Linked DNA regions of Homo sapiens: regions 1 and 2 are each linked to region 3. Evidence: chromatin contacts called from ENCODE Hi-C or POLR2A ChIA-PET data. All regions are on one chromosome and are shown on one strand. Each heading gives the region's core, a stretch centred on a gene start or an enhancer-like site at or near the end of the contact. The rest is flanking DNA. Distances are from core to core; before and after follow the strand shown.

Evidence for each region. Hi-C counts contacts between places; a loop is a spot of excess contacts on that map. ChIA-PET counts read pairs that join two places held with the same protein, here RNA polymerase II (POLR2A). Pooled maps may share reads with other maps.
Region 1: a pooled map shows a loop between it and region 3 (5-fold over the local background). The contact joins two enhancer-like sites. A Hi-C loop is called at or near these places in 3 of 50 pooled maps. POLR2A ChIA-PET finds 5 or more read pairs at or near these places in 2 of 52 experiments (OCI-LY7 and activated T-cell).
Region 2: a loop to region 3 is called in a pooled map, with 8 times the contacts of the local background. The contact joins two enhancer-like sites. A Hi-C loop is called at or near these places in 7 of 50 pooled maps. POLR2A ChIA-PET finds 5 or more read pairs at or near these places in 4 of 52 experiments (activated CD4-positive, alpha-beta memory T cell, activated CD8-positive, alpha-beta memory T cell, activated T-cell and 1 more).

Annotation. Positions count from the first base shown.
Region 1 is chr3:27,533,137-27,535,836 of GRCh38, forward strand. No RefSeq gene overlaps it. Among named protein-coding and RNA genes, the nearest start is that of SLC4A7, 50 kb to the left of the region's middle. RefSeq lists enhancers at 1-410, 411-1,354 and a silencer at 722-1,016. Within about 2 kb of position 1,300, at least 26 of the 41 ENCODE cell types and tissues checked have a DNase peak (open chromatin) inside an H3K27ac peak, as active enhancers do.
Region 2 is chr3:27,589,275-27,591,974 of GRCh38, forward strand. No RefSeq gene overlaps it. Among named protein-coding and RNA genes, the nearest start is that of SLC4A7, 110 kb to the left of the region's middle. Within about 2 kb of position 1,407, at least 8 of the 41 ENCODE cell types and tissues checked have a DNase peak (open chromatin) inside an H3K27ac peak, as active enhancers do.
Region 3 is chr3:28,325,303-28,328,002 of GRCh38, forward strand. AZI2 (5-azacytidine induced 2) reads right to left here. Exons shown (of 8, transcript NM_022461.5): 7 at 1,530-1,648. Among named protein-coding and RNA genes, the nearest start is that of ZCWPW2, 22 kb to the right of the region's middle. Within about 2 kb of position 1,314, at least 3 of the 41 ENCODE cell types and tissues checked have a DNase peak (open chromatin) inside an H3K27ac peak, as active enhancers do.

The DNA of each region.
Region 1 (2,700 bases), core at 50-2,549, 790 kb before region 3:
AGTGGATTCAGGAATGTAATGAGAGTTCTCAAAAGTAATGGAAGCAAAGCCAAGCAAGTCTCCCACTCCACACATCTTGCTTTTCCCTTTCTGTGTTGAGCTTTGGATCTTCCACAAAGGGGACTGGGTGCCCCTGCGGAAGTCCAGCCAGGGAGTAGTCAGACCTGGGGGGAGAGGATGGATTACAAGCCTGAATTTGCCTTCCCTACCAGACAAGCTCTGGCTTGAGGAATAGAGAAGTGAAAGAAAAAAGAGGTGCTTCGACTCAGTTGGAGACAGGGAGGGTTATGAGTGGAGTGAAGACAAGGCTCTTAATTCAAGCTGCCTCAAATTACATTTGTCCACACACGCAGCAAAATGCTGCTTAAAAAATAAATGAGGTTAATTTCTCTTTACGGGTTCCCTTTCATCTCAGGGTTTCAAAGCACTTTGCCACAAAAGATCCTTTATCTTCACAATTCTTTTTTTATCTAAATATAAACAGAGGGCCCTAAGTTTATATTTAAAGTTCAGTAAAGCCCTAAACTTTGGAAAGAAAAGGTACTTTAAAAATTCTTTTATCATTATAAGATCCAAGTAGCCAATCAAGGACCACACAGACAGAAAATCCACATTCAGATGAAAGGCCACACCTCTGCTCAGATGACCTGCGTGCTAATTAAAATCACAATTAAAACAAGCAGAGGGGATGGAGAGTGGTGACTTAACTTGCCCTTATCCCAGCAGATACACTCACAACTGACTCACACAGGATACATCGGATTTTCTCCAGCAGGCATTTGGAAAAAAGCAAAGAAGAAATTCTAGTTTTAGCTGCCCTCCATCTACTAACCCAGTAAACTCCATCCCTGGGTCGGTGACACATCCCTGACTCGCAGCCACCTCAGCAGAGCCCCATTCCGTGCAGGAAGAGCCAGCTTGGCCTCCTGGTGATGGGAATGTTGTTTGCATATGCATTTTTTCAGCAAAAGAAAGTCTCAAAATCTCCCTGGTTCCAGGGTGTGAGTCATTAGTGGGTGTTTGTTTTTTGGGTTCTGAGTGTGAGTCACCACCTTTCCTGCTGTTGGTCTTCTCAATCCTAGGGTAACAACTAAAAAGCGATGACTAGAGATGCCTGTGATGCTTAAAAGCGGACACCTGGACATTATTCATTTGGCAATTGTATCAACAATTAATTTTAAAGTTTGTTCTTTTCTCTGTAAACAAGTGTATAACGTTTATAAATAACAGTGGGAAAGAGGAAGGTGGGGGAAGGGAGAGAAACAAATCTAAAAAGGATATGACTGAGGTAAACGGAAGTAGAGTCTAGTCAAAGCCAAAATAGACAACTGCCTGTTTGTCAGCTAGAGGAGGGCCGGGGCTGGTGATGTTGACCAAACTCTATACATGAACAAGCATCTGATGCTGCTCTCTAGGACTTTTCCTCATTAGCCTGGGAGTGTGCGTCGGGAGGGCAGTCAGGAGGGACTGCCAGTGTTAACCATCAACTCTAGAATCTGAAAGAACAACATGGCTTTGAAATGACATCTTCCGGCCGGGTGCGGTGGCTCACGCCTGTAATCCCGGCACTTTGGGAGGCCAAGGCAGGCAGATCACAAGTTCAGGAGTTCGAGACCAGCCTGACCAACATGGTGAAACCCCGTCTCTACTAAAAATACAAAAATTAGCCAGGTGTAGTGGCATACGCCTGTAATCCCAGCTACTCAGGAGGCTGAGGCAGGAAAATCACTTGAACCTGGGAGGTGGAGGTTGCGGTGAGCCGAGATAGCACCATTGCACTCCAGCCTGGGAGACAGAGTGAGACTCTGTCTCAGAAAAAAAAAAAAGAAAAAAAAAAAGGACATCTTCCTGATGTTCCTCCCATTGGTGCTATGCCTGGTACCGTTTAGTACTGGGAAAGGACCTCAAGACCACCCAGAATTCTACAATGGAGAATGTTCTATAAAGTCACGGTGTCATGCCAGGACCAGGAACCAAAAAACAGCAGCTTGAAAACCAGTGATTTGACAATTTGGGCTACCCTAACGGCTAGTTTTTATTTCAGTGACATTGGGCAATAAATCAAGCCATTTAAGATGGTTGAAAGAAATCAAGATGACCACACACACACACACACACACACACACACACACACACACACAGAGCAGGTTTTGAGCTCATGGAGGACTCAACCTGGATTTGACTCAGAGAAGGCATTTGGCCACAGGCATTTCAGTTTGCTTTCAGAAAGTGAGGAATTACAAATGAAAAAAAGCTCTGACTTTTCAGCTGGTTTGAGTGTGGAAATCAAAGCTTGGCTTTTTTCTACCCAGAGGAGTCTAGGTACTCTGTGTCATTTCTAGTATATAATTACAATATATCTGTATGCCCACATATTGTCACTATATTAGGTATTTTACAAAGCCCAGAAAAACAGAGCCTCTGTCCTGGTGTTCCAAATGTTAGTCAACCTATTTAAACTCTTGGTAACAATGCTGAGGTAATGAAAATGAACTCAGCTGCCACTGTTGGCACAGACACAGCGGAAGGAAGAAGTATTATTTGATTCAAAGCATTCTCATTTAGGGGAGAAAAAATTATAATGCATATCACCACTAAGTGGAAAATAAAGATTATAAACTTGGAGTTGTATTCCTGAGACCTTGACATTTTAAAATAAAAGGCTTCAGTGTTTGCAGAATATTTTTTCATTAATGTCTC
Region 2 (2,700 bases), core at 157-2,656, 740 kb before region 3:
GAGTCTCACTTTGTCACACAGGCTGGAGTGTAGTGGCTCGATCTCGGCTCACTGCAACTTCTTCCTCCTGGGCTAAACTGATCCTCCCACCTCAGCCTCCCTAGTAGCTGGGACTACAGGTGCATACCACCACCAAGTCCAGCTAATTTTTGTATTTTGAGTAGAGATAGAGCTTTGCCATGTTAGCCAGGCCTGTCTCAAACTCCTGACCTTAAGTGATCCGCCCGCCTCGGCCTCCCAAAGTTCTGGGATTACAGGCATGAGTCGCTGTGCCTGGCTTTATTTTATTTTTAATTAACATGGAATAATGTACATATTTATAGGTACGACGTGACATTTTGATATCTGTATACAATGTGTAATGATTAAATCAGGTTCATTAGTGTATCTATTACTTCAAAACATTTATCATTTCTTTGTTTTGGAAACATTCAAAATCCACAGGGTGCCATACCTCATGCTGGTAATCCCAGCGACAGAACGAAGCTCTATGTCAAAAAAAGAGAAACATGCAAAATCTTCTCTTTTAGCTATTTGAAAATATACAATAAGTTATTGTTAACTATTGTCACCCTATAGTTCTATAGAGCACTAGAGCTTACTCTTCCTATCTATCTGTCCTTTTGTATTCCGTATCCAATCTCTATCTCCCATCCCCCACCCTTCCTAGCCCATAGTAACCACAATTCTACTCTATTTCTGTGAGCTCAACTTTTTAGCTCCCACATATGAGTGAGAACATTAGAATTCCATTGCTGTTACTGCATGCTTTTTCTCTATTCTATCTCTTTGCTCCTCCCAGGAGAGGAGATTTCCTCCTGAGCAAAGGAGGTGTGTGGGTTGGGAAGGGAAAGCAAAGTAAAGGGATAGAAAACAAAAAAGAAGATATAAATGCAGCAAAAAGTAAAAACAGAAGAGCCAAAGAATGAACACTAACAGGAGAAGAAAAGCAAGAATGAGAAAGATAGGAATGCTATTCATCTTTCTGGCTTTCTCATCTCTTTTCTTCTCTGTTGATAACATAAAAGTGTGAAGAGGCTGATTTCTTTTTCAGCAAAAGCCTTCATGGAAAACACTGGTGACTGTTTTGTTTTCAATGGCTATATGCACAATGCAAGGTTGAAGAAGGAGAAATAAATTTTCTGTAAAGAAAAACAAAAATCAGTCCTGGAGTGGGAGGTGCATGCTGAGAGATGTAAATTCAATTAATCATCACTTTTGATAAAATCCAAGTCTTCTTGCACAATAATGGGTGCTGGCCTAGAATGTTACTTCCTCTTCTGTCTTCGAGGAGAGAAAAATCTGATTTCCAAAGAAAGAGAAATTCATCATCTCTCCTGGGTCACCTTCAACAACCACAGAGCTGGTTTTCTGAAGTGATGTGTCATAAAGTCACAGTACCCTTGAAGGTAACCGGAAATCATTGTTTTCACAGGGAAAAAGGCAACCGGAAGTTACAACTTCCACTGGAGAATATAATCATATCCTCTTGCCAATGTGGCTGGAACATTCCCTGACCACTGTAGCTTTTTGATACTGTCAGTGAAGGAAATAGTGATTATAAATCTTGATGAAAGATTACAGGAGTCATTTCAGCCTTAGAGAATTGCAATATGTTCAAGTGTTTAACATAATCTTAAAATGTAATAGGAACTGTTGTCTAATTTAATCATCAGTCTTTAGCTGTCAACACAGATGCATTAAGTTGGTAAATGGCAAAGGGAAAAATAAAGAAGTGGTTGTGCACAGACGAAAGGATACTTTCATTTCCCTTAGAGCTTGGTTTAGTCAACAGTTCCAAACAGTCACACAGCAGTCTGTTTGTATGAAATTTTGCCAGTGGGAATTAAGCTGAAAAAGAGTATTTTCCCTTCAGAACTTACGAGTTTCCAACTGGGACATTTTGCATAATAGATTCACTTTTCTATTGTGAACATGTGATCTACTTATGAAATGCTTCAACAAATGAAAGCAACAACAGAAAAGGCAGGACACATCCAGTATTATCAAGCTTCAATTGCTCTAAAAATTTTTCTGCAAACTCTCCCTCTTTGTTCCTTACTCTCCTCATAGCCTTCCTCTTTTCTGTCCCACCAAACCCCAAACTAACAAGTAGCAGAGGCATTTTGACGTTGAGCCATAAAAAATAATCACTATGACACACATGGTTCCAGGCCTGCTTTCACCTTCCATCAAAGCTTTGTCTCAACAACAGCTCTTTTCCAGCCTGGAATCTTGCCTTAAATTTTCGTGTCTTTTCCTCCCCAGAAGGACAGGATGTTAATGAATCACGGTCTACTAGGAAAAGCTTTTACCTAGGCTGAGGAATGGGCTTTCAAAGAAAAACCAATAATCTCCATCAAGTCCTGGAAGCAAACTAACATTGGGTCTCCCCTCACCATTCTAACAAAGCTGTGCTCTGTCTTCATTGCTCTCTTTCTCTCTTTCTTTCTCTAATACACATGTACTCATGCACACATACCTTGTCTTTTGAGTGAAAGTCTCTCTCTTTGTGACACACAAACACACATCCACACCCAAACACCGAAACACATACCCATTGTCTATTGAGAGAAAGCCTTTGGGCTTTATTGATAATTTTGACTCTGGAAATTAAGTAACTGTATCATTTTGGCAGGGACACTCGTGGGAGTTGAAGGTCAATATGCAGCTGGCTGCATCTTACAAATTGTTTCAGTA
Region 3 (2,700 bases), core at 64-2,563:
AGGATGGCCAAGTGTAACTAAGGCTTGACTTCATGTAATTTTAGAAGAAACAGATTGAACGACATTATAAAATAAGTTCATTGTTTTTCCTGGGAGGGTGGATATGGATGGAGGAGAACTGGAAGTGTAGTGTTTGGCTTTGGAAAAAAGGTGATACAAAGGTCAGGAGAAAGGTGGTTCTAGTCTCATCTCTGTACTCCTCAAAGCAATGAGTTCTGTGTAAGGAGTGGTGACCTTGAGCCTACCACTGTCATAGGAAAAGTGCTAGAAAACTTATGTTCCAAAGCACCGAAAAATATTAATCAGCTAGGAAGGAACACAAGGATGAGCCATGTCCAAGTATGAAAAGAGCATTGCTCCTTTATTATTCTTTGGTAGTTCTATTTATCATGTAAACAAAGCTACATTGAAAACTCAATGCAGAATTACTCTGTGAGTCCCTTTATAGAGAGATCTTATTTGTACATTCAACCTTTGGTCTCATATATAACTCTGACCACTGGAAAACTCAAGGACAAAGTGAACCAAAAATTAAGCTGGACTTGCTAAAACACCATACTATTTTCCCTGATTTATATGTAACCAACTCTCTAAAAATGAAAAGGAGTTCTACATTCAATTTTCCTTCCCAAAATTTAACATTTTTCCTCACTAATAAACACTCCTGAGGAGAACTATTTATGACACAATCCTCTTGTGTCCTCTTTAAGACAATGTGAAATATAAATAAGTAATTTTAAACTAGATGGTGATAATCTTTTATAAAAAGTCCTATCTCATTTTTAAAAAGTAAATTTTAGGGCATTCAAATTTGTATCACACAACTTTTCAGAAATATACCTGTTATGTAATACTAGGTACAAATGTACTGATTTTTCTCCAAGGTATAAAAATAGCTTTGGCGAAAGTAGCTACTACTAGTTAACACAAAACTCAAGAAGTTAAATCAGTCAAGCAGTTAAATATGAAAGGCAAAGCAATGAAAATTTTTGTTTGGTTGAAGGGCATAAGGGGAGAACACCTAGTCTTCGTTGTAATCAGCTATATCCTTTATGGAAAGAAAAGCTTATAAGAAATGCAAAAACCCAAATAATGAATCAAAGTTTGTTTTCTTTTTCAAAACAACCTAAAAAGCTAGGTGTTTGGTGTATTCTGTAGCACTGGAATGAAAATTTGCTTTTGGTGTCTTTTTTTTTTTTTTTTCAAATATATGAAGTAGCTGTGGTAAAAGGTCAACTAGAGCAAACTTAACACCTCAGTCTTATACACATAAGCAACACTTGGCTGAGAAAAGCCACAAGGGGAAAAGAATACAGTACTGAAGAAAAAACACATCAGCAACACCTTTATGTGTGAAGTTGACCAGTATGAGACTGAAGCCAAAGCAGAGAATGGGTAGGCTGCGAATGTACTATATATACTTTGGCTTATCAATCTCTCATTTGATGAGATTTTGATAAGATATGACAGCTAGTTGCTCTTCAGGCAGTTTGGCTGGAATCAGTGGTTTCCGGTAAACAGTGACTTGCCTTTCTTGATTGCAGTTGAGGTTTTCAGTTTTCTTAGTAGTTCAGCTTGTACTTGAGTCACCAGATGTAAATTAGACATTTCTCTCTTCAGTTCCCAGTATGCATGCTGCATATTATCACTGAAATAAATTTTTTTACAAAAAGTTAATACTCATCATTCTTTTTTAGACAAAAGGGAATAACTTTAGAAATATGCAGATCAAGTTTCTGCTCCAATTAGTTTTGAGATGATGTAAACTGAAAAAAACAATTGAAAGATATTTAACTAGGGCATTAATAAGTGAAAAGATCTTGAAAGAATAACACTGTCCATCTGATATGTAGCAATTAACTATTATATTAAACGGTATAATAAAAATAAAATTATAACTGATAAGAGCTTCTTGCAGAGTCTCAGAACTGAGATTTCATTTTAGGCTGTAATGTGCAGCTATTAATTAGTAAGTAGTAAGAAATACATTCTTTATTTGCAAATCTGATTAAGAGTAAAGTTACATTCATTCAAATATGGATCAATTTGTATTTATCTTTTGATTGTTTTGACACTGTGAATTGAAATGATATATCAACTGCTGAATATATATCCAAGTCTACATTAAAATAAAATTTAGGTTTCATGCATTACATTCTTTATGTTTGACTGGGCTGTCTCATAATGTTGGTTCTAAACCAATGTGACATGACAGCACAAGACATGAAGAGCCAGATGATTTCCTGGTAAGGAAAAAGAAGCTAGAGAGGGAAGATTATATGAAACAGAAATAGAAACTTCAAAAATGCCTCTCCTGTTTTTATAATTAAAAGTATTTTACCTCAATTATCTAAGAAATTATAATTAGTGATTTTAAATCTAATTTTTATAGATTTTGTTTTCCATTAAACATTCATATTCAGACATTCATGATTTTCTTTTTTTGCTGCTTAATTGCCAACTAAATGAAATTAAAATCTTCAGCACATATTCTCATTTTGTTGTACAGGAATATCACAAAATATTAAATGTAAGACTAAATCTTATAACATTAAAAAAAAATTATTACCCCTTAGATACTAGTGTAATTTTAATAGTACAGAAATCAAACTAGACAAACGTGTCACCTTATGCTTCAATTTTTGTGTTGCCATAAACACTTAAACTTCAAAAGGATAACATTTTTGAAATCTAATATCT